7 separate regions of the Homo sapiens genome follow, and all the other regions are linked to region 6. Evidence: chromatin loops called from intact Hi-C (ENCODE). Cell type or tissue: mammary epithelial cell. All regions are shown on one strand. Region 1 overlaps USP40 (ubiquitin specific peptidase 40). Region 2 overlaps USP40 (ubiquitin specific peptidase 40). Region 3 overlaps DGKD (diacylglycerol kinase delta). Region 4 overlaps DGKD (diacylglycerol kinase delta). Region 5 overlaps USP40 (ubiquitin specific peptidase 40). Region 6 holds the start of UGT1A5 (UDP glucuronosyltransferase family 1 member A5). Region 7 overlaps MROH2A (maestro heat like repeat family member 2A).

Region 1 (4,000 bases), 150 kb before region 6:
TCATGGTGAAGATTTCAAGTACCAAAAGTAACATTTATACAGTATATGGTTTATAATATATACGTGAAAAGTTAATGTCTTTAATTTATAATGGCCTTACATATGTTGTTTTGAAAATACTCTGATTTACTACATCATAGCTAAGTCAAGCATGTAGTAATTCAAAGACACACGCAACATCTTAATTATTTCCAAACTTAAAAAATCACTCTTTTTTTTTTTTTTTTTTGAGACGGAGCCTTGCTCTGCCACCAGGCTGGAGCACAGTGGCGCAATCTCAGGTCACTGCAACCTCCACCTCCCGGGTTCAAGCGATTCTCCTGCCTCAGCATCCTGAAAATCACATATTTTTATATACACATCTATTTTCAAGAAAGCAATTAACACCTTTGAAAATGCTAATTTTGGGCCAGGCGCGGTGGCTCATGCCTGTAATCCCAGCACTTTGGGAGGCCAAGGTGGGCAGATCATGAGGTCAGGAGATCGAGACCATCCTGGCTAACATGGTGAAACCCCGTCTCTACTAAAAAAATACAAAAAATTAGCCAGGCATGGTGGCGGGCACCTGTAGTCCCAGCTACTCGGGAGGCTAAGGCAGGAGAATGGCGTGAACCCGGGAGGTGGAACTTGCAGTGAGCTGAGATCGTGCCACTGCACTCCAGCCTGGGCGACAAAGCAAGACTCCATCTCAAAAAAAAAAAAAAAGAAAATGGTAATTTTGTCCTGATACAAATACACAAACTTCCTTGGCATAAATAACAAAAGCAGCCTTTTATTAAAGGATCAGTGATGAATTCAGTGATAATTGACTATATAAGATTTGTAGGGCAAACAGGATTACATTTACATGAGCAAATTTCCAATTTCTAATTTCCAATTAGATTAAATGGGCAATATGTGTCATTACAAAGAACTGAAGGTTATACTAATTAACATAGGATTACAATAGCTTTATATATAATATATAAACATAAGCACACATATATAAATGAACTTTCTGAAGAATATTAATAAACTAAATCCCATATTTAATTACAAATGTTTGTCAAATTAAACACTCCTTGGTCCTCAGTATTATCTATTTTTATTACCTCCCTAATTAACTTTCTTTACAATATTCCAACCATGATGACACTGGCTTCTCACATGAGGCCACAGTCTTCTATTTGTAAATATCCCCCAAATCTATTTTCCAAATATTAGGGTACTGAATAAAAGATTAAGTTTCAAGATATTTGCTTCTTTCAATCTACATGGAGAAATCTGGATTATAGGCTCATGATTTAGGTGTAGTTAGAAGAAAAAAAAACTCAATAAATTACTTTTAGTAATAAACACTTTAATCCTTGTGTGGTATATATCATACATTTAATTACATGGATTATAATTTACAACATAACTTATTACTAAAATACTCTGGCATATTTACCTGCCTCTCGCTAACGTTCTTACATTCTTTACAAACAATCTGGTTAACAATGGTTCCATGGTACAGACGATAGATGAGGTCATGACCGGAGGTCCCAACTAAAGAAGTTTCCAAAGCGCTGAAGAGGATTCGATTCAGTTCCTGCACATCATGTTGCCTCATTTCCTACAAAACAGGTAACTTTTAGATGTAATTCCGGGCTTCAGATTTTTTAAAACATTAAAAAAACAAACATTAGTCAATAAAAACTCAAGATTTATCAAGCAATCTGAAGATCAGATATAAGAATGACTCAGCAAAACAAGCTGAGCTGGTTAAGAGATTACCACCTATTTTTATTTATACTAAAAAATGAAAATATGAACAGGCTGGGTTCAGTGTGTACATGTAACTCAATTCCTTTGACACCCAGAATGTGCATTTATTCTTGTGGGAAACCACACACATGGCCATGCCACAGAAAGCAGAGAGGGATATACCAGGCACAGACCAGTGTCTAAGAGCTGGCAGTGTCTGCACAGGAACACCTCACTGAGATCAGAGCACATGTGAATAGTCCGAATTATCAACAATAGAAAAGAACTAGAATGTACTGCTTTGAAGTAAAAACAACTAAAACAAGACTAACACAGTGTTACTGAGAAAAAAATCCTGATGGAACTTGCTTTAATCCATTATGAGTCACGCAGTTGTGTGTGAACTTGTGCTTAAGAAAAATTTATAACCAAACCAAGGGGCACACCAAGACTGAGAAGTGGAGAAGAGGAGGAAGAGCAGCTGGGGGGAGGGCCAGGAGAGTGAGGCCCCAGGAAGCAGGAGGAGCTGAGGCTTTAAGGAGGGTGGTGAGTGCTGCTGAGAGCTCCTTCTGCTGAGAACAGAGAAGTGTCTTCTGGACTTGGCACAGGGATGTCACTGTTGACTTCAACCAAAAAAGTAGAAAGGAAGGAGAGGAACAAATGGAGAGTTCAGAAGCAGAGGCAATAAGGGAAGACAATTTCAAAAATAAGTTTCAACCAAGAGCAATAGCTCATGCCTAAAATCTCAGCTACCTGGGAGGCCGAGGCAGCAGGATGCCTTGAACCCAGGGCTGCAGTGAGCTATGATCATGCCATTGCACTCCAGGCTGGTGACAGTGAGACCTCATCTCAAAAAAAAAAAAAAAAAAAAAAAAGTTTTGTGTGAAGAGCAGCAGATAAAGTGGATGAAAGCTGGAGGACTTCTATCTTGCCTTTTAAAATACAAGACCCTCAAGGATGTAATTTATCTAATATCACTGGCTATGATGGGATAGAAAACTTGTGGAAGTTTTCAAGCTCTGTTCCTAAACAATCCTACACTTCGCAAAGGTACCACAGAGACCTTCTCCTACCACTGCAGGTCCAGTCCTAGAGGGTTTTCTGCAAGATCTTATTTAGACAAAAAACAAAAAAAATTTTCACAGCATTAAGAAGAAACCAGCAACTTAGTGAAGCTCATTATCAAAAACAAAGAAAAATCTATCAACCAATGACTAGATTAAAAAAAAAAAACAAAAAACATGTGGCATATCCATCTAATAGAATCTCATTTGGCAATAAAATGGAATGAAGTATCGACACATACTACAACATGAATGAACCCTGAGAACAGTACTTTAAGTGAAAGAAGACTGTTACGAGACCACCTATTGGATCACTCCATTTCTATGAAATGTCCAGAATAGGCAAATTCATAGAGACAGAAAGGAGGTCAGTGGTTGCCAGCGGCTGAGTTGAGGGGGATGGAAAGTTACTGCTAACGGGTATGGAGTTTCTTTTTGGGGTGGTAAAAATTTTCTAAAATTGATTGTAGTGATGGTTGAACAACTCTGTGAATATGCTAGAAAGCACCACTGAACTGTACCACTTAAAAGAGTGAATTCTGTGGCATGTAAATTACATCTCAATACAGTGTTTTTTTTGTTTGTTTGTTTTTGTTGTTAATCGGATTAACGCCAAATACCAGCCCTACACCAGAAATTTAACATACTTGTTTAGGGAATGTATTATACCCCATTTTGCTTGAAAGTCCATGCCTTACCTCCTTAATCACATAGTTAGTATCACCTAGTTAAGAAGTGTTCCTGGTTAGAAGACTACCCTTCAGAGTTTACCATTAAAGGCAATATAACAGTATTCCTATCGTTTGCTCTTTAACTTCTGTGACAGTTGCCTATACCTGTCTTTGCAGGATTACATCCATCTATTCCATATAAAAATGGTAGACTGGGATTTGTTTGGATTTGTATAGCTATAACAGCTCATCAATATGTGCAACAAGCACCTTTACTCATTGCTGACAAGTGTGTAGTGTTCGTATACAGTAGAATGCCTTTTAGAACTCAAACAGGAAAGTGAGAGAAAGCCCACATACAACAAGATTCATAAAGAAAATGGAGAAGGTCAGGAGAAAGTCAGGACAGGAATAAAAAGACCTGCCAAGAACCATTTCACTTTTTTGACTGAAGCAAACCTTCAAATCAGAACATGTGGATTCAAACACAAAGCACATAACAAACAAAGAATTTTTAAAAATTTACTTACAATGTAATTG
Region 2 (4,000 bases), 230 kb before region 6:
GCAGATGCAGCAGGAGGTACTGTCCTGAGTTCCAAAGTGTCTGTGCCAATTCCACACCCACACACAGGGGATGAGAGCCCCAGTGACTCTGCGTCCTCAACACACGAGTCTTTCCCACTTTAGTGTTGCCAATAGGCATGTGGCACTGTCTCGGAGTAGCTTGAATTTACACCTCTTTTATCATGAGTGAATGGCTGAGCATATTTTTATATGCTGGCAAGCGATTTGCAGTTCCTTTTCTATGAACTGTTCATACCCTTTACCTACATTTTTATTGGATTGGTTGTCTTTTTCTTATTTGCAGATAATGTTTACAGCCATACCCTCTGACCTAGCAATTCCATTGCAGAAATCTGTCCTACAGATATATCCACATCTGTACTGCAAAATGGTGAATATACAAGGTTATTCACTGTGATGGTGACAGATTGGCGACAGCCTGGAAGTGTGTGAGGTGGGCATAAGTCACCTAAGCTGTGGTCTACCCATGCATCAGGACACCACGCTCCCACCATGAGACGGGGCAGCTGAGTACACACTGGTACATGAAAACAGCAAGGTTACCAAGAAAGTTCTGGTCAAAAGAGAAAGGAAAGCTTCTCTGCCCCTATACACAGGTCTCTGAAAGGACATGCAGGTGACGGTCACGCTGGCCCATCTAGGAGAGGCTGTGTACCTGGGGAGGGAGGTGCAGAGATTTCTCAGTGAACCTCTTTGGTGGCTTTTGAAAGCACGTGACACTATTAACTCCAAAAAAAAATGAAAAACAATATAGTAAGTGGTTACATCACGGTGTTCAGAAGACACCAGTGGTCTACTGTTGTGCAAACAGCACGTGTGAGGCTTAAGATGAGGTTTTCAGTGACAGCACCATGAATTTTTAAAATGTGCTATCTCAAACAGCACAGATGACAATGGAGCTCCCAGGGCCTGGGGAACTATTGGATGTCTCCAAATAACAGCCCTGGTGACAACTAAGGCTTTGACAGAGAGGATGCTTGGAGAAGTCTGATGAAGTCAGTGGCATCACATTTAAATGTGGAAACAGAGCCAGGCGCGGTGGCTCACGCCTGTAATCCCAGTACTTTGGGAGGCCAAGGCGGGCTGATCACAAGGTCAAGAGATTGAGACCATCCTGGCCAACATGGTGAAACCTCGTCTCTACTAAAAATACAAAAATTAGCTGGGCATAGTGGTGCACGCCTGTAGTACCAGCTACTTGGGAGACTGAGGCAGGAGAATCGCTTGAACCCGGGAGGCGGAGGTTGAAGTGGGTTGAGATCGTGCCACTGCACTCCAGCCTGGCGACAAGGTGGGACTCCGTCGCAAAAAAAAAAAAAAATTTGGAAAACAGTATTTTAGTGTCTATGTATTAGACACGTATAGAATTTTACGTGTGTGTGTGTGTGTGTGTGTGTGTGTGTGTCTGACCTTTAAACAGGAAAACCCCCGAAGCAGCCAGCGCTGCAGCCCCTCTCCCATATCCCAGGTCTCTGAGGGCACCAGGACCTGAGGGCTGCAGAGCTGCGAATGGGGGTGAGGCCAGGCACAGGTCCTTTGCTATCCTGGGGCTCCCGGGGCCCTTAGGGAGTCAGCAAAGGCCACGGGACAGTGCTGTCCGGAAAGCAGCCCAGACCCCGGAGAGCAGAGAGGAAGGGGCCCTGGCCCAGGGGCCGTGCTGCTTGCGGAGCTCACACAGTCCCTACCCACCTCCATCTTCACTCAGGGAGTCTCCTCGCTCGGCTCCCTGATTCTACTTCTACCTCCTAGAATCCACTCACCACAAAGCAGCCAGTGATCATGTCAACGCGTCCCCCTTCACACCCTCCAGCAGCCTCTAACCACGCTCGAACCCCCACTTCTGCCATGGTCACGAGGTCACGCTCACCTGCCCTGCCACCTCCACCTGGGACCTCTCTTCCCCAGACGCCCCCAGTGGCAGAGGGCATGCAGTCCCTGGCACACGGGCAGCCAAGATACTGAGGGGCAGAAGAAGGGGATTAGGGTGAGCGGGGCCAGATCAGGCTCCTACAGTCATTTGGGCAGGGAAAGATGAAATCCACCAGGGCAGAAGCAGTCAGAATAGGACAAAAGGCAGATTTAGGAGAGACCCAGAGTCCGTGAGTCGGGGAGTGGGGGAGGATGAGGACGCCTGGGGGCCTCTGGTGAGGCCTGCATGGAGCTGATGCCACGGGCAGGTCCTGGGACTTGTGGTGGTGGTGAGCTGAGCAGTGCGAACTGAGCCTCACGCCCCAGTTCCGGGTGTGTGGCCTGGAGGCCTGAAGACAGCCGGCTGGGCACAGAGCCTGTGGCTTGGCCTGACTGCAAGCAGCACCTGCTTCCTCCAGTGGCAGTAAGTGCAGAGCCAGACAACGGCAGGCGGCGCCAGAGCTGGGAGGAGGGAGAGAGGCAAGGAGTCCTGAGCAGAGGTAGAAGATGGCCTGTGGCAGCGGAGTCCTGGCGGCCAGGGGTCAGGCAGTGTCCTGGAGGAAGTGGGGTAGCAGCCCTGAAGCCACAGCAGCGTCCCCTGGAGTGGCCAGGCTCTCGGGAACCTTGGAGAGAGCGGGAGAAGGACAGGGAGCCCGCAGCAGGGCTGAGGTGGCAGCAAGACGGGGTGGTTCTGGAGACCTGAGGGTGTGGGAACCTGAAGGGAAAGCCAAGAGCCAGGCAGAGGGTGAGGCTGCGGGTGAGGAGGAAGGAGGGGGACCGGGGGGCCATGGATCTGCGGGCTCCTCATCGTGCCTCTGCAGTTCACGTGGACTTCACCTGTTCCACAGAAAGCTCCAGGAGGAGGCACTCAAGGAGAGGAAAGAACGCAGGGGGCGGAGAAGGACCCGCCACACTGGTGTGCTTTGTGTGCACTCTGAATCAACAAGAGTTTCCGGTCCCTCTCAGTTTCCAAGCAGGAATAAGAGAGAGTCAGAGAGGGCTCTGTCAGCTGCACATCTGTGCAGACCCCAGCAATTACCTTTTCCTTCTCCCCAGGGCCCGTTGTTTCTGCTTTTCTTTTCCAGTGTCATCTCTGATTGTACTGAAATCATCATCGTCGTCAATCAGGAGATTCTACATTTCAAAAGAAGTAATGAGCAGTGTTTTCTGACATCTTTTTAGCCTACATTTAAAAGAGGCATGTCTAAAAAACTACCTATATTGACAAAAGAACAGATTCAAATTTACATAAACTAGGTGAATAACTGATTAAAAAAAATCCTCTTGCTCGATGAAAACAAACTCGGGGGTGGCAAGAAGAGCTCCACAAGGGAAATTAATTTCCAGCCATCTGACCTTTCCCTTCAGCTCCAGAAGCTTCCACTGCGAGTGGCCAAACAGGGGGACTTTAAAGGGCTACCAGGCAACATGAAGACAGAGATCATCCACATCAGCACACGGATCTCTCATCGCCGCGCCAGAAGCACAGCTGTTTACTTTATAGACACCGTCAGTCTGTTCTCGCCTCTGTATTTCTATAGCCAGCCCCAGCTTCTGAGAGGCATGAACTTGGCTTTACTTCCTTGGCATCTCCTGCAAGCCTTAACTGCAGGGTTTCACAAACACAGGCTGCTCCCTGCATTCCCGTGACTGGGCAAGCCTCCTCCCTTTCCCAGGACTCGCAGGTTGTTTTCCACACGCATGTTATTTCCGTAAATGCTGTCCACAGGGAGGACGCCTCAGGGGCGCACCCAGGAAGGGAAGTGCGTGTCAGGAAAGACACAGCGCAGGGTCTGCGGGGTTCGTGCTGGGGGTTGCCCAGGTCGCTGGCTGCATTCTCAGGTGTGGAGGTGGGGAGCTGGCTCTGGCTAGACATCACAGTTAAACTCTTCAATGACTGAGAGATTAACCAGGCTCTGCAGGAGGGTCTGGCTACTTCTCAGTGCCCCGCCTCTGCTAGGAACATGTCGTGTCAAGTATTATAATCTCTATTCTAATACACTCATATGATAAGCCAATATTATAATTTCTGTTCCAGTAAATTGCACATGACACAAGTTTTAAAAATTGT
Region 3 (4,000 bases), 310 kb before region 6:
CTACTCTGGGAGACTTCTAACAGTATATAAAGAAGTAGTTCTAGTGCCCTGTCATAAGTAGAGTGGAAGAAGGTACAAAGTACAGTTAGAGTGGTGGTGGTTAGCCTTGGGAGGGGAGGTAAGCTTCTCTGAGGAGCGGCATGAGAGCTGGATGTGGGGACGGGTCCCTTTTGCAGAGAGGACTGGGGAAGAGTCAGGGAGTCGGGGACATCCAGGAAATAGGTGGTAGGAGTGTCTGTTCATGTGACACACTAGCAGTGCCTGCTTTCCAGGTACAAGTCCTCCTGTATGGATTCATTTGTTAACTTAGTTCTTAAAGTGTTTGAATCTTAGTAATGATTTTAAAGGAAATTTAAAATAGGGAGAAAATGGGCTGGGTGTGATGGCTCACACCCGTAATCCCAGCACTTTGGGAGGCCGAGGCAGGCGGATCACCTGAGGTCAGGAGTTCAAGACCAGCCTAGCCAACATGGTGAAACCCTGTCTCTACTAAAAATACAAAAATTAGCTGGATGTGGTGGTGGGCGCCTGTAATCCCAGCTACTCAGGAGGCTGAGGCAGGGAGAATTGCTTCAACCCAGGAGGTGGAGGTTGCAGTGAGCCAAGATCGCACCGTTGCACTCCAGCCTGGGCGACAGAACAAGACTCCATCTCAAAAATAAAAATAAAAGTAAAATAGGGAGAAAATGTTCCCACAGTAGCTCTGCAGTTGTTTTCTTTTTTCATGTTTCTCTTCAGACTTTTTTTTTTTTAGATGGAGTCTCGCTCTGTTGCCCAGGCCGGAGTGTAGTGGCGCGATTTAGGCTCATTGCAACCTCTGCCTCCCGGGTTCAAGCAATTCTCCTGCCTCAGCCTCCTGAGTAGCTGGGATTATAGGCGTGTGCCACCACACCCAGCTAATTTTTTTGTATTTTTAGTAGAGACGGGGTTTCACCATGCTGGCCAGGCCGGTCTCGAACTCCTGACCTCGTGATCCGCCCACCTTGGATTCCCAAAGTGCTGGGATTACAGGCGTGAGCCACTGCGCCCTTCCTCCCTTCAGACTTTTTAATAGGCACACATTAAATTTTACATGTGTTATATACATGTATAATTTTGTGTTTTGTGTTACAAAGTTAAATTTTGTGTTTTGTGTTACAAAATTACATTTTACATGTGTTATATACATGTATAATTTTGTGTTTACATGTGTTATATACATGTATAATTTACATGTGTTATATACATGTATAATTTTGTATTTTGGCTTTATTTGCTGTTTTATCATAAGATTCCCCATATCATGAGTCTCTGTAATGATCGTTTTTTATGGTGGCAGATATTTCATTGTGTAGATGTGTCATCACTGATCAGTTAAACTTTATTTGCTCACTCTTGCAGCATTAGGAACTGAGAATGTTTCAGTTTTTCCTGTTGGAGATAATGCTAGAATGTGCATTTCAGATCACAGGAGGGACATTTAGGGAGGTGAGTTTGTTCTCCCCTGCAGAGCAGCTTCCATGCTGAGCCCTGTTTGCCCAGGAGAGGGTGCAGTTTGCCCTTCAGGAGCTGCTTTGGTTTGGTCTTGGGTTCCTTTTTGTTACCTGCCCTGAGAGTTGAGAAGACAAAACTTCCTCCTGCTTTGGGTGATTCTAGTTTGGTTCTGGTTTACAGCTTTATTTTTGAGTATTTCTGTATTTCAGCTTCTATTTACTTTACACCATTTTAGATAGATCATCATTTGAACTTTCAGATATCCTAAGCCTCCAGAATCTCTAGAGGATTGGCATGTCACATAACTTTAAAAAAGCAATATCAAGAAGAAGTTGGGTTTGTTGAAGGGAAGTGGACAGATCAGGGGACTCTGGCTTATATGGCTAAGCTGGTGGAGGAAGACATGTGAGCAGACATTGGGTGAACGTCTGCTGTTCCAGTGGCACATCCTGGAATGAGGTTGGGTGGAGGGTAGGTAGAGAGCTGCCCCAGGTATGGAAGGTGGTAGAAGAAGAGTTGAGTACACACTTGCATGAGGGATGGGGCTGGTTTACAGGAATGGAACCAGCTTGGAAAGAAGACAGAAGGTGAGAAGTGAATACTTGTTGGTATCATGTAAGAACAGAGTGAAGAAAAAGGACAGGCCGGCCCTTGGTTTATTTTTAAATTTCAGGAAAATGGATTGGCCAAATAATGGGGATCAAAAATAAAGGGTGTTTTTATTATGAGCCAAGTGAAAATTAAATTTAAGATATGTATGTTGTTATGGTTTGATTGTGTCCTCCAAAGTTCATGTGTTGGAAACTGAAGCGCCAGTGCAACAGTATTGAGAGGTAGAAACTTTAAGAGGTGATCAGTGCTGGGTGCAGTGGCTCACGCCTGTAATCCCAGCACTTTGGGAGGCCAAGGCGGGCAGATCACCTGAGGTCGGGAGTTTGAGATCAGCCTGATCAACATGGAGAAACCCTGTCTCTACTAAAAATACAAAATTAGCTGGGTGTGTTGGCACATGCCTGTAATCCCAGCTACTCAGGAGGCTGAGGCAGGAGAATCACTTGAACCCAGGAGGCGGAGGTTGCAGTGAGCCGAGATTGTGCCATTGCACTCCAGCCTGGGCAACAAGAGTGAAACTCTGTCTAAAAAAAAAAAAAAGAAAGAAAAAAAAAGAGGTGATCAGGCCAGGAGGGCTCTGCTCTGGGGATGGATTAATGCTGTTATTGTAGGGGTCAGTTCCTAATAAAGGGATGAGTTCATCTCCTCCCCCTTGTTCTCACTGTCACCTTTGACGCAGCATGAAGCCCCTCACCAGATGCCGCACCATGCTCTTAGACTTTCGAACTATGAGGCAAATAAACTTCTGTTCATTTAAAATTATCTAGTCTGTGGTATTCTGTTACAGCAGCGCAAAACAGACTAAGACACATGTCTAGAGGGCTGCTTATGTGTAATAGCTATATAATACTGCATATATAAAGGGCAGTTTATATTTAATGCTGGTAGAATATCATGAAGGTAGTGTATGTTAGAGTTAGGTTTAGCTACTGTATTAGTTTCTCATGGCTTCCATAGCAAATTATCAGATAACATGAAACAGAAGAAATGTAATTCTATCACATTCCTGGAGGCCAGACATCTGAAATCATGGTGTTGGCAGGGCTGGGGTCCTAGGAGAGACTCTGTGACTTGCTTTTCCCAGCTCCTGGTAATTCCAGGCATTCCCTGGCTTGTGGCTGCATCGCTTCAAGATCTGCCTCTGTCTCCACATGGCCTTTTCTTCCTTCTTCTGTGTCTTCTCCTCTGTTTTCTTAAACAGACACCTGTCCTTGGATTTAGGGCCCACTCAGATAATCCAGGATGATCTCATCTCAAGATCCTTAACTTGATTACATCTGCAAAGACTGTTTTTCTAAATAAGGTCACATTCACAGGTTCCAGAGATTAGAACATGGACATACCTTTTGGAGGCCATCATTCGATGCCCTATAGCTACAAATAAGAATGGTGTGAACAGGCAAGGTTTTATTCTTTCACACCAAAGAAAGTAGTCCTTGGTGAGTATGGTCATTCTGCAAGGTCGACCGAGCCCTTCCAGAATGTGAGTCTTCTAGTCTAAGAGGCTATGAGGTGCTAGTCACCACTGTGTCTCCTGTTGTTGGACGGGGAGACGAGGAGAGGAGAAAGTGTGTTGCCTGGTAGGAGTTCATAACCAGGATTCATGGCCCCCTCAAAGCGGTCTGTGGATATGACTATATTGTATTAAAATTGGTTTCCACTGTAATCATAAGTATTTTATTTTTGGCACTTAGAGAAATTCTGAGAAGGAGTTCATAGGCCTCACCAGACTGCCAGAAGGGGTCCATGGCACAGAACAGACGAGGAGCTCTTGTATGACTTCTCCAAAGTGTGACATGGCACTTCTGCGGACATCCTCCCGGTTGATCTTTAGTTATGTGCTCATACCGTATAGCTCTCAGGATGCTTGCCCTGAAATAATCATATCAGAATAACCATGTTATGCAGAGAGAAG
Region 4 (4,000 bases), 260 kb before region 6:
CCACCTCTCTGTGGCGTCTGCAGCTGCCCTTCGCTCAGGCTCCTCTAGTCCAGCTGGTGGTTCTTTTCATTTGGTGATTGTTACTGTTGTGTTTAACGCTCCTACAGTTTCCCTCAGAGAACAGACTTTGTCTTTAGTTTCTATTTTGTGCTGGTGCAGTGCTGGGTGGGGTAGTACAAAGAGGTGAGCTTTTGTCAGGGGCTAGGGCAACGGTCAGCAAACAAGGCCTGCAGGCCAGATGTGCCTGGGCCCACGGCCTTGCAAGCGAAGACTGGTTTGTACATTTTTTATTTTTCCTTTTTTTAAAAAAAAATTTTTTTTTTGAGAGGAAGAGTGTGTGGGGGAAGCCCAGAATATTCGCTGTCTGGCCAGTAGTGAAGTTTGCGACCCTGGGGCTGGGTCCTAAGGACAGCAGGGATCCCACAGGGATAGGGCTGCCCTTCTGACAGCCAGAACAGATGGTGGGGGCAGGAGTGTGTGTCCAGATGGGGCTCACAGCCAGGTGGAAACAGCCTCTGCTGCAAACGGACCCAAACCTGGAGCCGACCCGCCAGCATGCCGCTGTCAGGATGAGTAGGGGTCAGGACGGAAGCTCCTAGCACAGGCCGTGCTGGGATCGCAGACTGAAGGAGATTCATTTGCAGTTTGCCTGCAGCTTGACGAAGCTTTTAAAATCTCTCACCTAGCACTAGGTGAGTCCCAGATTAGCGTTAGAAGTGAGTTGAGGCTTGGCTGGGTCAGACAGTGTCTGTTAGGAGAGACTCATCTTTCCCAGCTTGTGCTGGCAAGGAAGTGGCTGACAGAGTCACTGGGACTGTCATGGAGCTTGCTGTCACAGAGACCAACAGTCCTGGCCATTTGGGGTGATTGCAGGTACAGCAGATTCTCTTCTATGAAGACTCGGTTGCAGCCCACCTTTCTAAAATCCTCACCTCGGACCAGCACTCGGTGGTCATCTCCTCGGCCAAGTGAGTGCCTGGTGGCCCTGGGGAGGGCATGGTGCCCTGGCCCCCAGCCTGGAGCTGCCTCTCTAGAAGGGTCTTTCTGTTTTTCTCCCCACAGAGTGCTCTGTGAGACGGTGAAGGACTTCGTGGCACGGGTGGGGAAGGCCTATGAGAAGACGACCGAGAGCTCGGAGGAGTCAGAGGTCATGGCCAAGAAGGTCTGTTCCCGTGCCCTGGGTGGGAGGGGCATTGAGGCAGCGAGAAGCTTGCTCTGTCACCAGCAGAGGGCCGTGACTGCAGGTTGTCCAGGTTCTTGGTGATTTGAACAAAGAATTAGACAAAACGCACAGTAAAGGAAGACAAGAATGAAGCAACAAAGAACGAAGGCAGGGATTTATTGAAAATGAAAGTACACTCCACACTGTGGGAGCTGCCCGAGCAGCGGCTCAAGGGTCCAGACACAGAATCTTCTTGGGTCCAAATACCCCCTAGAAGTATCCCATTGGCCACTTCATGCTCACCTCATGTAAATGAAGTGGTAGCTTGCATTCAGTCTGATTGGTGGCAGAAAGCAGCCAACCAGAGGCTGAAGTGGTTACAAAGGTCACACTCCTGTGCAAACATCTGATTGGTTGCAAAAAGCAACCAATCAGAGGCTAAGGTGAAGTTACAAAGTTGCATTTCTATGCAGACTAAGACTCAGCTCGCAATCAGTATGGTTGGTTGTGGACAGCCAATTTCCCCAATTTCCCACCTGCCAGGGCGGGAAAGGTGGGGATTTGCAAAGGGAGTAGCCTCTGGTCTTTTTGTTACTTAGGCGTGGAGAGTTAGGATTTTCCTTTTGATCGAGTTCTAGGAAGTCTGGGTGAAATGGCCTGAGGTTCCCTGCCTGCAGACCCTGTTCTCCTGCCTCAGCTCTGCATGCCATTTCCTTTCCTTGTTCAGTGCTCTGTCCTGAAAGAGAAGCTGGATTCCCTTCTCAAGACCTTGGACGATGAGTCCCAGGCCTCGTCCTCTCTGCCCAACCCGCCCCCCACCATTGCCGAGGAGGCTGAAGATGGAGATGGGTCGGGCAGCATCTGCGGTTCCACCGGAGACCGCTTGGTGGCATCAGCTTGCCCGGCCCGGCCGCAGATATTCCGGCCTCGAGAACAGCTCATGCTGAGAGCCAACAGCCTGAAGAAAGCAATTCGTCAGATCATAGAACACACAGAAAAAGGTAACTGGCCTTGTGATGAGGAGGGGCTTTCCTCAGGCCAGCACTGGGCATGCCCAGCGTCCCCTGAACACGGAGATGACAGAAGGGTGCATGTTGAGAAAACCTCCACTGCGGCCCTCTCCACCCATGTCCAGGCACCAGACCCCCAACGAGTTCGCTTGCCCTCCTTCCACCCCTCCTCTCACACCCTCAGACCCCTTCATGCTGCCTCCCCTCGACCTCTTTCCTGGCCCTCATTGACTTCACTATAAGCGTCTCACTCCCGTGAGAGCCTTGAGGTCACGGCCTCACACCCGCACACCTGCGTGTCCATGCAGCCGCTCCTCCCGCTTGCAGCCCTCCAGCCTGCGCCAGGCTCCTCTGCATCCCTTGCCTTCCCCTGCAAGGGTTCCAGACCTCCCAGCCTGTTAGCAGGGACGCCCTGCCCCAGTGCCAGGACCAGGGGGAAGATGGGTGGGGGTGGGGTTTCGGAGTCCAAGCCTTTAGCCAGAGGTTGTTTGAGGAAGATCAGGCCGTGGGGTGAGGATGAGGGGCCCTCCACCCAGCCTGACAGCGCCCTTGGCTTTGCACCCGCGTGCTCAGCCGCACACACTCTCCTTGCACAGCTGTCGATGAGCAGAATGCCCAGACCCAGGAGCAGGAGGGCTTCGTCCTGGGCCTCTCTGAGTCAGAGGAGAAGATGGACCACAGAGTGTGCCCACCACTGTCCCACAGCGAGAGCTTCGGGGTCCCCAAGGGGAGGAGCCAGCGCAAAGGTACTTGTGCCTCCACCTCCCTCTGCGCACCGTCGTGTGCTTGGTTTTGGTGAGACGTAGCGGGCTTGCCAGGGGAGGTTTTAGGGCACTTTCTCATAGTTGCTTTGGCCACTTGGTTACATAAAAATTGAGCGCCCAAGGCCTGTTTCTGTGCATCTCCTGTGCGCGCCCTTGAGGTGGGTGTGTGCGGTCTGTCTTGGTGGACAGCAGTAGAACCCGCGAGACCCCCTCCATCAGGGCGAGGACTGCCTCCCTGAGGAGCACTTGCGTCCTGCCCTCACTGCTTCCTTGGAACCACACTGGGCCCCAGAACTGCTCAGAAGGGGCTGTGTCTGGCAGAGGGAAGGCGGGTGGGTGAGCGTGGGCCTTCTTTGTCCTTGCCCCTCCTGGAACAGCCCACAGCGCAGGCCCTGGTGGAGGGCACCCCCAGCCTGTGCAGGCTGCTGGGAGGCCCATGCTCAGAACTGACCCATGGCCACTGCATGGCCACCACTGAGAGCTCTGCTGTGTGTGTGCTCCGCCTCCCACAGCCCGGACTGACTGGGCTCACCCCTCCCTCCAGCGCTGCCACCTGTGGCCTGTGTTAACCTCTCCATGAGCCCAGCCCCCCAAACATGTGCACCCACTCGGTCCTCCGCCCCCTTCTTTGTCCCACACACTTCACGCAACTGCCTGTGGTTTGCAGCCCTCCCTCCTCAGCCCTCCCACCTGCTCGTGTCGCTAAGGACCCCCCAGGATTTCACAGTCTCTATTCCACACAGCTGTAAGGTTTTCTGCTGTGTTGTTACAGTGTCGAAATCTCCGTGTGAAAAGCTGATCAGCAAAGGGAGTCTGTCCCTAGGCAGTTCTGCTTCCCTTCCGCCCCAGCCGGGAAGCCGGGACGGCCTGCCTGCGCTCAACACCAAGATCCTGTACCCAAGTGAGTGGCGGCCAGCAGGAGGGACTGGTGGGGGCCCTAGCACAACACTGGTCCCGTCAAACTGAAAGAGATGGGCTCGCTGCCCTCGGAGAGTTTACAGGCCCCTGAGAAAGATAGGTGGAATTGAAAAATTTACACGACTGTATGAAAAGTGCTTTTTTTT
Region 5 (4,000 bases), 220 kb before region 6:
GAATATATTAATATCTCACTGGAAGAAGCCACATTACCACTAAGTTATGGTGCAGGAAGAAGTCTGACCTGAGACTTCAGCTCCGCCAGCGTGGCATCTTCTGAGATCTCTATGTCTCCCAAGTAGAGGAGAGAAACTTGCGCAGGCTCGTTCCCAGAAGCACCTTCCAAAGGACAGAGCGGGATGTTTACAAGGAACTTGAAACTTATTTTGTGTTTCTGAAATACATTGCCATGTTTTGATATTGTAAATAGGTTATTAAAATTCCACTCAAGAGCCTCTGCATCCAAGTCTTATGAGGAGGCCCTGTCTGGCAGGTAAGCAGGCAGGGACATGTTGTCGGCAGACTCCCAAGAGGTCTGTGACACTTATGCCCCTACCTTGAATGTACTTTTCCACATTCTCTCCTTCCTCAAAGAGGACTTTTTGGGTAGGATATGCTGGCTGCATTCTGTATGTTAGCTTCCTGTTTCCTCATCATAACACTCATCCCAACCTGTTCCTCGTGTGTGTGTGTGTGTGTGTGTGTGTGTGTGTCTGTCTGTCTGTGTGCAGGCGTTTAATCTGCCTCCTCAAAACAACAGAATTTTCAAGAGGAGGCAGGCCATCTATCTTGTCTCCCCAGTTCCTGGTACAATGGGTGCCACATAGTAAATGCCCAATAAATGTTTATTTATAAGGAAATCTTGACAATAAGAAGGCCTTTCCAAGTTTGTTTAAAAAAAGGGAAAAACACAATGCTTTCTCATCAAAAACAATATAAAAGCTGGCAACTAAATTTAGACTGTCTTCACTTATTTTTGCCTTAACTGTCTTTACTGCTGAGCATGCCACTAATGCATAGCAAGAAATTACAGAGAGATTAGAAGTCAACTAAGTGCATGAGAAGTTCCTCTTGTGTCTTAAGGAAATTACAGGCTGACACTACCGGAAAGATAATTTTAGGAAATTCTAAAGAATGAAATATATAATCACCTGCTACATAATGATTTGGTCAAAGACCACACATGTGATGTGATCCTATAAGATTATAATACTGTATTTTCACTGTACCTTTTTCTGTTTAGATACACAAACACCTGCCACTGTGTTATGATTCGCCTTCAGTATTCAATACAGTAAGCTGCTGTACAGGTCTGTAGCCTATGAGCAAGAGGCTACACCACATAGCCTAGGTGTGTAGGAGGCTCTACCATCTAGGTTTGTGTAAATCACTCTACCGTGTTCACATAATGATGAAATCATCTGACGATGCATTTCTCAAAACATATTCATGTTGTTAAGTGACACATGAGTGCATTTCCCATGTGTTGTGTACAGATGTATTACCAAAAAAAGAACCTTTTATTTACTTTTCACGTAGAAACATACTGATTAAACATGCTTTTACAATCTATATCCAATTCTATATGTAACTAGAATTCTATCACCAAGGCATTTTTAGCATTAGTTAACATGAACTACTGTAACCCAACTAAAAAGTAACTTTATGCCAATTTTATAGCTCATTCAACATTACTCTCTCTATATAATCCTAACTTCAAAGAATAAGGAGATAAGAATTTGACTCATTTATATTAATTTTATTACTGAGGCTGAAAAGATTAAAAAGAAATATAAGTAATATACTTCAAGGCACTAGAAAAACTAAATAAGTAAAGCCTGATAAAAAGAAAAACATAGCTAAAGAGTTGGGCCTATTAAAAATATACTCGCTCCATTTCTTTATAATGAAGTGGAACTCCTCTTTGTACAAGGGCAACAGAACTCACTGATAGTGACTTCTGCCCATCGTGATGTGTGCGGCTGAGTGCTGAGTAAGACAACATGCTTGTACTTGTCTATGTTCCTTCTCAGAAGTCAGTGAGATGATATCAAATGCCCTAGAAGCAGTTCCTGAGGGTTTTGAGGCAGAAAGATTGGAAGACATGTAGGATGTGGACTCCTGGTCTCTGCCCCTGTGGGCTAAAATGACATCATTAGAATTGGATGAAGTCTCAATATTCTGGTACGTGGTGATAAATGGGGCCCCTGTTGCCCTGAGGATCTTGAGAGATGATACATAAAAGTCTTTGGAAAGTGTAATATATTGATATAATAATAAACAACAAGATATATAGTGCTTTACAGAGGTTACAGAGCACGTACAGAAATGGCACAGTGTTATTATTATGTGATGTCTGGAATGACTTATGAAATTAATAGGTCTTGATTTTCAAGATCTTACGTTTTAAAAATAAATATATCAATTGACTCTCAGAGCACAGGCAGTCAATTTACTTCTCTTTATGATGCACTGGCTGCTGAAATCCCATTCTGTTCTCACCTTGGCTGGAAGTGGCTCTCCAAACTCTGCCCCAAGACGAAGTACAGTTGGTCTGGTCCTGATGACTCTCCCAGTGTCCTGAGGGACCCTGAAGCTGGTACCACCAGATGGGCACCTTCAGGAAACCCTGAAGAATGGAGCATGTTTAACTGCTGTGATTACAAAGATTAAGTGAAACTCTACTTTTACTTCCATAGAAAGAAACACCTTGATGACCTAAGATGTTCTTGAACTTATCATTTTTCCTTTTAGATTTATTAACTGTCATAAATTATACTTGTTTTTACAATCAAAAATTTAAAATCATAAAAATCAGACTTTGGGGTGACTGGACTAAATATCCCTTGCTTAAAGGTATCTTAGTAGATAATATAAATGAGAAGCATAAACAAGAACAATGCATTTGCTTGAACACACTATACCAGCGTTTCCAGGCGCTGTCCAAGCACTGCTGGCCCAGGATACCAGTCCCAGCAGTGCAGTTTATCACACAGATGCAAGAGCCCATTGATCTAATGGGTTTCTGATACAAACTAAAGGAAATAAACCCATTGTCTTATACATACCCTGTAATTTCAGTTTTACTTATTTAGCTAGTTCTTCCCACCTCATTTTTTGTTAGTGAAGAATTTTAACAGGTTTATTAAGAGATAAAAGGTGCTATTGTTGCAGCACTTAATTTCCAACAATAGAAGATGAGAATAAAAATTAACCACCTAAAACATTTTAAATAGATAGTTCAAGAAATGTGCATTAGAATATTTTTCTGTTTATCAGATTAGTGAAGATTAACAAATATTTGACCTTCATTCGATTAAATAAATGTAAATCAGAACAACAAAATTCCATTTTTTTTTTTCACCTAGCAGACTGTCAAAAACCAGAAAATTATGTTGGTGAAAATATGGGTAAACTTGAACATTTGTAAGTTGGTAGCAGGAATATAAACTGCTGAGAAGTTTCTGTAGAATAATTTGCCTGTACCTGTCATATTTTAAAATGTGCAAGTCCTTTGACCCAGCCATTCCACGTTTAGGAATTTACATTCTGATATACTAGTGCATGCATAGAAAGCCACATATGCAAGAATATTCTTACAAATTGTTTATGGGACCAAAAACCATGAACCAACTTCAAGGACCCTCTTTAAAAGATTTTTGGCTGGGCTTGGTGGCTCACAGCTGTAATCCCAGTACTTTGGGGAGGCTGAGGTGGGAGGATCGATTAAGCCCAGGAGTTCAAGATCAGTGTGGGCAACAAAGCAAGACAAAAATAAAAAAATGTTTAAAAATTAGCCAGGCACAGTGTGCCTGTAGTCCCAGCCCAGGAGATCGAGCTTGCAGTGAGCTATGATCATGCCACTGTACTTCAGCCCGGGTGACAAGAGTCAGATCCTTTCTAAAAAAAAAAAAAAAAAACCAAAAAAAAAACTGTGCAATTTCAGTTCTAGGAATTTATCCTGTAGATATACTCATATACAAGCAAAATGGCATATATATATATATATATATATATATATATATATATATATTTATATATATATATATATATATATACACACACATAAAAAATAAATAAATAAATAAATATATAAAATAAATATATTTTTTACATTGTTACTTGTATCAACAAAAGACTGGAAATGACCTAAATATTCTTCAAAAAGAGACTGGT
Region 6 (4,000 bases):
AACATTATTGGAGTATTATTTACATGCAATAAAGTGCACCGTTTTAATGATACATTTCTGAGTTGTAATGATTTTATTTAGCTGTGCAGCCATCACCACATTCAAGACACGGAGCACTCCATTACCCAGTAACTTCCCTTCTGTCCTATCTCAGTCACCTAATACCTCCCCTCACCTTAGGCAACCCTGGATGGTTTCTGTTGCTGGATAACAGAATTGTCTTTTCTAGAGTTTCATCTGAATGGAATCATACAATTATGAATGAAAAACACACAGGTATACTGTTTTGTGTCTGGCCTCTTTGGCTCGGCATAATGTCTCTTCAGATCCTTTCACATTGTTGCATGTATCAATATTTCATTCGTTTCTATTTCCGAGTAGCATTTCATTGTATAGATATATCATCATTTGCTTATGCATTTATTTATTGATGGACATGTGGATAGTTTCCAGTTGTTGGCTATTATGAATAAAGCTGCTATGACTATTCGAGTACGAGTGTTTCTGAGATTTCATTTTTCTTGGGTAAATACTTAAAAGTGGGATTGTTGGGTTGCATGGTAGGTGTATGTATGACTTCATAAGAAACAGTCGAACTGTTTCCAAAGCAGTTATACAATTTTACATTCCTAACAGCAACGCATTAGAGTTCTGGCTGCTCTGTATTTGTGCTAAGACTTGCTATTTTTAGTCTTTTACATTTTAGCCATCCTAATGGGTGTGTAGTAGAATTTCATTGGGTTTGAATTTGCATTCCTCTTATGACTGATGATAATCTTTTCATGTGCTTATTGATCATATGCCTGTTTTCTTTTAAAAGGTGCCCTTTCAAAATCTTCCGCACACCTTTATTGGTTTGTTTGTCTTCTTATATTTGAGTAGTGAGTTCTTTACATATTCTGGATACAAGTGCTATGTCAGATAGTTGTGTTTCTGTTTACTTCTGGTGTGTGGTGTCCTTTGTTTCATTTTTTAAAAAACAACGTCTTTCAAGGAGCAAAAGTTGCAAGTTTTGATTAAGTCAATTTTAGCAAACGTTTTGTGTTTTGTACCCCTCGTGCCCTATCTAAGGAATCTTTGTCTACCAAAAGGTGGGAGGATTTGTTTCTATGTTTTTTAAAAAAGTTAAACAGTTTAAGTTTGTAGGTTTGGGTGGAAAGAGGTCTTTAGACCACTTAGTCTTTGTTTAGGTCTTTGTTTATGTCTCTGAGATTGGCAGAGGGGAATATACAATCATTCAGATCAGGCTATTGGATGCCTTTTTCTATCTCTGAATTTTTCTGGGGTGACCTCACTGACACCCATGGCTTCAATCACCACTTATGCTGATGGCTCCAAGTCTATCTGTGCAGCCCAGACCCCTCCTCATCTCCAGACCCTGGAAGCTGATGCCTTGGGCTGCTCCTCCTATTTCCTGGGCACCAGGAATATGAGCTACTCCCTCCCCACAGTCCTGCTCTCCCCAGTGCTCCCATGTCGCTGAAGGCACCACCATCTTCCAAGATACATGGGCCTCCCCAGGGTCTAGGAGTCCTAGACGTGGGAGTAGAAATTAGATGACATTGGTGTCTAAACAAAACACCACTGCATGGAGATAGAACAGGGGAGCCCCCTGAATGTGGTGAGAGCACCCTCCCAGGTGTGTTCCACCCTCACCCCGGGCTCATCAGGAGGGTGCTTAGGATGCATACAGTTTTAAGGGGGTTGGAGGAATAGTTCAGAGGCTGAGATGTTGCACCCACAGCTGAGAATCCCTTTCTAGCGCTCTGTGTCCTCACAACTCCCCGGGAATCATCCTCCCCTGGAGAGTTCCCAAAGCCCTTGCAGGCCTGCCTTCTCTGTGCCTTCCTGCCTGCGCCCTCTGGTGGACAGCTCCATTCGCTGCCTGTCCCATGGGTTCTGTCCAAAGGTGGAATCTATTATCAATGTGGATTTCTAATGGGGGTAACTTCCTCCCTAAGGGAAGCCTCAGCTTCACCAGCAATGGCAGACACGGCCAGGCATGTAGACACAGAGGAAGTGAGATAGAAAGTGTGCACAGCCCAGAGAGCCTGCCCACATCATCCTGGGGCGACCAGGACAAGGAGGCGTCAGCAATCTTGCCAAGCACAAGTATGAGTGACTTTCTGGAGCAGGACGAGTCTCATGGGCGTGAGACCATTGTGAGTGCTCAGGGTCTCTCCATTAGAAAGGCACACGTTTAATTCTCCATTTTGAAATTTGAACTAGAGCCCCCACAAATTATTCTGTTCTGGAGGAACCATTCTTATCAGAACTTGGTGCTGGATTGACTTGGAAAAAAGCCTGACCATAATCTTCAGGATGAAATAAAGGCCTGGATGAATGGACACTTCAGTCTCTAAGCAGACTTGCAGAAGACTGGAGCCTTCAGCATTCAGAAGAGGAATTCAGACTGTGCAAGATCTGAGGCCAGGCTCCAGCTCCCCCGGTCCCTTGGTGAGCAGGAGCTCCCTGAACCCACCATGGGTCTTTGCTAGGGTTGTCTTGCACATGTGTGCTTTAGACAGCAGCACCTCTTCTTCCATGGTGTAGATGGAGAATCCTCAACAAAGCCTTTCCAAGAATCTGATCATCACATCTTGAGCTCAGCCTCCCTGCAGCTTTTTTTATATTGACAGCCACTTCAGAGAGAGTCCTCTTTGAGCTTTACAAGAAATATCCTGGTGTGAAAAACGACCAAAACCAGATAGCCAGCCTCCCCACTCCCTGTTTAAAGAAAGCTGGCTTAGCAATGTTGTCTGCATTTTGGATGTGCTGTGTTACCCATATGTGGGAAGAAAGAGTATTAAGAGTTAGCAAATAGGGTCACATCCAGCAGAGACCATATGGTTGGGGACTAGGGCAATGGTGACTCCTCAGACCTCAGCTGCAGCCTGATAAACGTGGTTAAGAGAGAAGTAGGAGACAGTGACATGAAATGGGGGTTCACAGCCTTGTGTTGGGAATTGAATGAGAAACAAGAGCTTGAACTTGGATGTTCCCCAGAGCGAGCGCAAGGTCAGATGAGTTTTTCAAGATAGGAGTGATCGGTCTTTCCCAGGGTGGGGCCCATAATGCAAGACAATTATAGATTAACGGGTAATAAGTAACTGGAGGAGGGCACTCTGTCTTCAATTACATGTTGATTTGCTAGGTGTCTCAGTGACAAGGTAATTAAGACGAAGGAAACAATTCTAGGAGGCACAACGTGGGGTGGACAGTCAGCTGTCGGTGGCTTCTGCTGAGATGGCCACAGGACTCCAGGTTCCCCTGCCGCAGCTGGCCACAGGACTGCTGCTTCTCCTCAGTGTCCAGCCCTGGGCTGAGAGTGGGAAGGTGCTGGTGGTGCCCACTGATGGCAGCCACTGGCTCAGCATGCGGGAGGCCTTGCGGGACCTCCATGCGAGAGGCCACCAGGTGGTGGTCCTCACCCTGGAGGTGAATATGTACATCAAAGAAGAGAACTTTTTCACCCTGACAACGTATGCCATTTCATGGACCCAGGACGAATTTGATCGCCTTTTGCTGGGTCACACTCAATCGTTCTTTGAAACAGAACATCTTCTGATGAAATTTTCTAGAAGAATGGCAATTATGAACAATATGTCTTTGATCATACATAGGTCTTGTGTGGAGCTACTGCATAATGAGGCCCTGATCAGGCACCTGCATGCTACTTCCTTTGATGTGGTTCTAACAGACCCCTTTCACCTCTGCGCGGCGGTGCTGGCTAAGTACCTGTCGATTCCTGCTGTGTTTTTCTTGAGGAACATTCCATGTGATTTAGACTTTAAGGGCACACAGTGTCCAAACCCTTCCTCCTATATTCCTAGATTACTAACGACCAATTCAGACCACATGACATTCCTGCAAAGGGTCAAGAACATGCTCTACCCTCTGGCCCTGTCCTACCTTTGCCATGCTGTTTCTGCTCCTTATGCAAGCCTTGCCTCTGAGCTTTTTCAGAGAGAGGTGTCAGTGGTGGATCTTGTCAGCCATG
Region 7 (4,000 bases), 120 kb after region 6:
CAGGCAGGGCTGCTGAGGGCACGAAGGTGCTGGCTGAGGGGGCGGGTGGGGCTGCATCTGCCCCCAAGGGGCTTTCTATAAATGTACCTGCAGCCATGTTCAAGCTGGCAGGGGCCCAGGTCCCAGGTGGCCTCCCAGGAGCCACCAGCCCTGCCTTTCTTTGGCTTGGTGAGGCTTTTCTGGGGCTGCCCTCTGGCTTCCTGCCAGCCTCACCCCTCTGGGGAACCACGTGGCCTGGCTGATGGCTCTGCTGCCGTCCTGTGTCCCTGCAGGCCTGTATGGCTACCATGTTTCAGTGTGTGCACTTCTGGGGCTGGAAGTCCCTGGAGCATCCCTCAGGGCCAAGTGATACCGCTACTGATGACAAGATGACCGTTTTCCAGACAACCATGTGCTCCATCCTGGTGAGGAAGCCAAAGGGGGAACCAGCCCGTCCCAGGTGGCCACACGCTGGCTTGGAGCTGGGGGGTCGAGATTGCCACAGCTCTTTCTTGGGGCCCTATGTTTACCTTCCACACATGCCATGTCGAGACCGGCACTGTGCAGCAGAAATAGAAGGCAAGTCATGTGCCTATTTCAGCTGTCTGATGTTTCTTTTAGTAGGCACATCCAGAAAAGTGCAGAGGTGAAACTAATTTTCATGTATTTTATTTCACTCAAATAACTAAAACATGATCATTTCAACATGTAATCAGTATAAAAACTATTATTGTGATATTTTACAATTTTTGGGGTACCATCTTAAAACCCAGGGGGCACTTTACCTTAATTCAGACCAGCCACACTTGAAGTGCTGCAGGGTTACACATGGCTTGTGGCTACCATGTTGGACAGCACAGGTTCTCTGGTCAGATGGGATATGAAAAATATAACTGGTGGCCAGTGGTCCTTCACTTGCCAGCTACTCACCTGCTGTGTGACGCTGGGATGGGCGCTTGCCCTCTCTGATGCATCTTGGTGATGGGAACACGCTTGATGAATGACAGCCCATTGTCAGGGTCTCATCCTCCAAAGCTGTGTGTATCACTTACTTTTTGCAGACTCGGAAAAAGCCGGCTGTTCTCTACCGCTTCTTGCTAGAAACAATGGCCTATGTTAAAAATAACTTGTCAAGAATCAGAATCGCTGCTTGCAACTTGGCAGGTGAGCAGAGAGACGTCTCCTGACTCAAGATAGACTTTGAAGGCCCTCTAGTCCACCCCGGCACTCGGGGGAAGGGTGGATCATGAGTGGGAGGCATGTGGCAAGCTGAGACCAGAGCTCAGGTCTAAGCCCTGCACTGTGCTTTCTATCCCGTTTTGATTTTGGCTTCCTCCCTGCCAACGTGGGCTCAACAAAATCTTTCATCAATGCTCTCATAACGTAAAGTAAGTAAACCACAGGACGACTTGCCTGCTGACCTAATACTCGCGTGATGAGCATTTCTTTGGCTATTGTTTTAGGAATTATTATGAAGCAGATGTCTACACATTATCTGAAAAAGCTGGACTTCCCAGCATTACGGAATTGTGAGTAGTGGAGAGTGTTAGATGTTGAGTCCACGACTCACCAACTCACTAGGGGAGCTTAGAGAAACTGCTTCAAGGGAAGAGCCAGAGGACCCTTTGCTGTGGGGTTTCGGGGGGGTGGGAGTGCAACCAGGGCAGAGAGATGCACCTGGGGAGGCCTTTCCAGGACGACAGCTATTGATGGGTGGAGTCCCTTTCATTCCCTGGGCTGTTTCTCCCATTCATAGCTTCTTATGAAATGCTTTTGGCCTGATGCTGCTATCAGGTTCTGTGGGTGATTTCTGTCCCTGTTAGGGTGGTTACTGAAGCCCTGAGAGCTATGATGTGTGTTGAAACAGCTCCACCTGCAGTCCTCTGCTTTCCCACACAGGAGTTTCCCCGTCTGCCCCTGCCCACCTTCTGCGGCCCTTGCCTGCCATCACTGCCCAGGGCATGCAGCATGTGGTCCTGACTGGGCGGGGCCTGAACCTTCCCTCTTTGTGTTCTCTCTCAGCCCTCCAGGAACTACAGCTGGACCCGGATCCCGGGGTCAGGAGGGCAGCCCTGGAGACGCTCACAGTCTTGGATAGCTGTAGTCAGCATGGGTTTCTGGCTTCACCCCAAGGAATGTCCTAGGTGGTCCAAACATAAGACGTAAACTGTCTTCTTAGTGCCAAATGCAAGCCCTTTTTAATTTAGTTTGTAAGAAGTTTAGTTTGTAGGAAAAACACTATTGTAAAATAACTAGTATCCTTTTGTTTCCTTCCGTTGAAATAAACCTCCACTGTCGTTGGAGTAGACTTGTGACTGTAAGGTGGTGACAGCCCAGAACCAAGACAATGAGGCAAAGGGAACTTTGGCCTTAATGAGCCACTTCATTTCCGATTTCCCCCCAAGTACGTTTGTCTGACAGCCCACTGGCCCAAAGGGTCGGAAACTAGCTTTGTGTCTTCACTCGGAGTTCATCCACACGCATGCTGACAGCGTGCCTAAGGCCAGGCACTGTGCCAAGCGGTGAGGGGAGGCCTAGAGTGTCCCATCTGTCTCCAGGGACTCTTCTTTTTTTTTTTTTTTTTTTTTTGAGATGGAGTCTTGCCCTGTCGCCCAGGCTGGAGTGTAGTGGCGCAATCTCGGCTCATTGCAACCTCCACCTCCTGGGTTCAAGTGATTCTCCTGCCTCAGCCCAGGTGCGCAGCACCACGCCCAGCTAATTTTTGTATTTTTAGTAGAGATGGGGTTTCACCATGTTGGCCAGGCTGGTCTCAAACTCCTGACCTCGTGATCCACCCACCTTGGCCTTCCAAAGTGTTGGGATTACAGGCGTGAGCCACCGTGCCAGGCCAGGACACTTCTTAAAGGGAAAGGCACCTAACCACAACACACATCAGAGGGAGGACTGCAGCCAGGGTGCAAGTGCTACAGTGGCACAGGAGGGTGGGTGTGCAAGTCTGGAGACAATCCAGAAAGGCCGCATGGAGGAACTGACATTTATTCCAGGCCCTTCCCTTTGCGACTTAAAGTTACCAAAGTTAAGTTTGGACTGTTGCAACTGGAGCCCAGTGAGGCCTGGAACAGAATTTGGCTGCTGGTCAAAAAGGAGAAATTAGCCCCATGTCTAAGAACATGTAGGGGAAGAGAGGGGCAGTGTGGGGAAGGCTTTTGCTATGCTCAGGCCATCAGAATAGTCTAGGTGTCCCCAGAGCAGGTAAACCAGGACTTCCAAACTGTTCCCAGTCCAACTGCCAAAGGAATTCACCATCCGGGGTCCCATCAACAGGAGAGAGCTGCTATGCTGTCCAAAATCCAACCCGTGCTAAAGCCTTCTCTGGAACAGTGGTCTTCAAACTGTTTTGTGGAGCAAATGGTGACTTGATTTCCTGCCCAGTGATAAAGAGTATTGCTGCTAAACAAGCTTGAACACCACTGATGCAGTGGGGAGAGTGCACCATTCGATAGAGTACAAGGAGGCAGCTGTACATCTGTACAATTGGCTCTCCTTCCATGCCTGTGCAGAAACATTTCCAGATGGTTTATAGACCTAAATGGAGAGAGCAAAATTTAAGACAGTACAGTATTTTTTTTATCCTGAGAGTATGGTAGTTTTTCTTTTAAAAGTAACAGCAGAAGCCAGAAAAAAGGAGGAAGTTATCTGCCTTAGTATGTTTAGCGTTGCTAAAACAGAATACCCAAGGCTGGGTAATTTATACAGAAAAGGTTTGTTTAGCTCCTAATTCTGGTGGCTGGAAAGTCCAAGAGCATGATGTTGGCATCTGCTTGGTTTCTGGTGAGGGCCTTGTGCTATCTCGAGACACAGTGGAAAAGCAGAAAGGTGAGTGGGCAGGTGCAAAGGCAACCCGCTCTCACAGAGAGTGAGAACTCACTCCTTCAAGAGGGCATTCATCTATTCATGGGGTGTCCACTCCCATGACCCAAAAACCTGCCACTAGGCCCCCACCCCCTAACAATTACATGTGCAATTAAATTTCAAGACAAATGGCATCCGAACCATAGCA

Evidence for each region. Hi-C counts contacts between places; a loop is a spot of excess contacts. Peaks named below come from ENCODE experiments on the same cell type or tissue, not always from the same donor. Only the 100,000 strongest peaks of a DNase experiment are listed, where the experiment ranks them.
Region 1: it touches region 6 in a loop (12-fold over the local background); 12 of 110 quality-filtered maps call a loop at or near these places.
Region 2: a loop joins it to region 6, with 7 times the contacts of the local background. A loop is called at or near these places in 15 of 110 quality-filtered maps.
Region 3: a loop joins it to region 6, with 27 times the contacts of the local background. A loop is called at or near these places in 11 of 110 quality-filtered maps.
Region 4: a loop joins it to region 6, with 14 times the contacts of the local background. A loop is called at or near these places in 18 of 110 quality-filtered maps.
Region 5: a loop joins it to region 6, with 8 times the contacts of the local background. A loop is called at or near these places in 14 of 110 quality-filtered maps.
Region 7: it touches region 6 in a loop (17-fold over the local background); 4 of 110 quality-filtered maps call a loop at or near these places.

Annotation. Positions count from the first base shown.
Region 1 is chr2:233,555,426-233,559,425 of GRCh38, forward strand. USP40 (ubiquitin specific peptidase 40) reads right to left here. Exons shown (of 32, transcript NM_001365479.2): 5 at 1,430-1,594. Among named protein-coding and RNA genes, the nearest start is that of USP40, 9.4 kb to the right of the region's middle. In mammary epithelial cell, no CTCF peak of the experiment used is centred here; a DNase peak (open chromatin) is centred at 2,076; H3K27ac peaks cover 1,493 bases.
Region 2 is chr2:233,478,235-233,482,234 of GRCh38, forward strand. USP40 (ubiquitin specific peptidase 40) reads right to left here. Exons shown (of 32, transcript NM_001365479.2): 31 at 2,969-3,063. Among named protein-coding and RNA genes, the nearest start is that of USP40, 87 kb to the right of the region's middle. In mammary epithelial cell, a CTCF peak has its summit at 2,390; no DNase peak of the experiment used is centred here.
Region 3 is chr2:233,402,907-233,406,906 of GRCh38, forward strand. All of the region lies in intron 3 of DGKD (diacylglycerol kinase delta), which reads left to right. Among named protein-coding and RNA genes, the nearest start is that of DGKD, 50 kb to the left of the region's middle. In mammary epithelial cell, a CTCF peak has its summit at 1,520 (motif pointing right); no DNase peak of the experiment used is centred here.
Region 4 is chr2:233,447,214-233,451,213 of GRCh38, forward strand. DGKD (diacylglycerol kinase delta) reads left to right here. Exons shown (of 30, transcript NM_152879.3): 13 at 874-968; 14 at 1,063-1,162; 15 at 1,890-2,163; 16 at 2,769-2,918; 17 at 3,709-3,837. Among named protein-coding and RNA genes, the nearest start is that of DGKD, 95 kb to the left of the region's middle. RefSeq lists an enhancer at 3,482-4,000. In mammary epithelial cell, CTCF peaks have their summits at 1,214 (motif pointing right) and 2,040; no DNase peak of the experiment used is centred here.
Region 5 is chr2:233,491,099-233,495,098 of GRCh38, forward strand. USP40 (ubiquitin specific peptidase 40) reads right to left here. Exons shown (of 32, transcript NM_001365479.2): 25 at 2,327-2,453; 26 at 69-163. Among named protein-coding and RNA genes, the nearest start is that of USP40, 74 kb to the right of the region's middle. In mammary epithelial cell, no CTCF peak of the experiment used is centred here; DNase peaks (open chromatin) are centred at 1,213 and 1,863; H3K27ac peaks cover 2,362 bases.
Region 6 is chr2:233,709,746-233,713,745 of GRCh38, forward strand. The region is part of intron 1 of UGT1A8 (UDP glucuronosyltransferase family 1 member A8); the gene reads left to right. All of the region lies in intron 1 of UGT1A10 (UDP glucuronosyltransferase family 1 member A10), which reads left to right. All of the region lies in intron 1 of UGT1A9 (UDP glucuronosyltransferase family 1 member A9), which reads left to right. All of the region lies in intron 1 of UGT1A7 (UDP glucuronosyltransferase family 1 member A7), which reads left to right. It also overlaps UGT1A6, UGT1A5 and UGT1A. RefSeq lists enhancers at 2,865-3,365, 3,366-3,866. In mammary epithelial cell, a CTCF peak has its summit at 1,863 (motif pointing left); a DNase peak (open chromatin) is centred at 1,836.
Region 7 is chr2:233,831,137-233,835,136 of GRCh38, forward strand. It overlaps MROH2A (maestro heat like repeat family member 2A), which reads left to right. Exons shown (of 42, transcript NM_001394639.1): 39 at 273-404; 40 at 1,041-1,143; 41 at 1,443-1,508; 42 at 2,002-2,282. The coding sequence ends at 2,123. Among named protein-coding and RNA genes, the nearest start is that of HJURP, 21 kb to the right of the region's middle. In mammary epithelial cell, a CTCF peak has its summit at 1,851 (motif pointing left); DNase peaks (open chromatin) are centred at 1,505 and 1,805.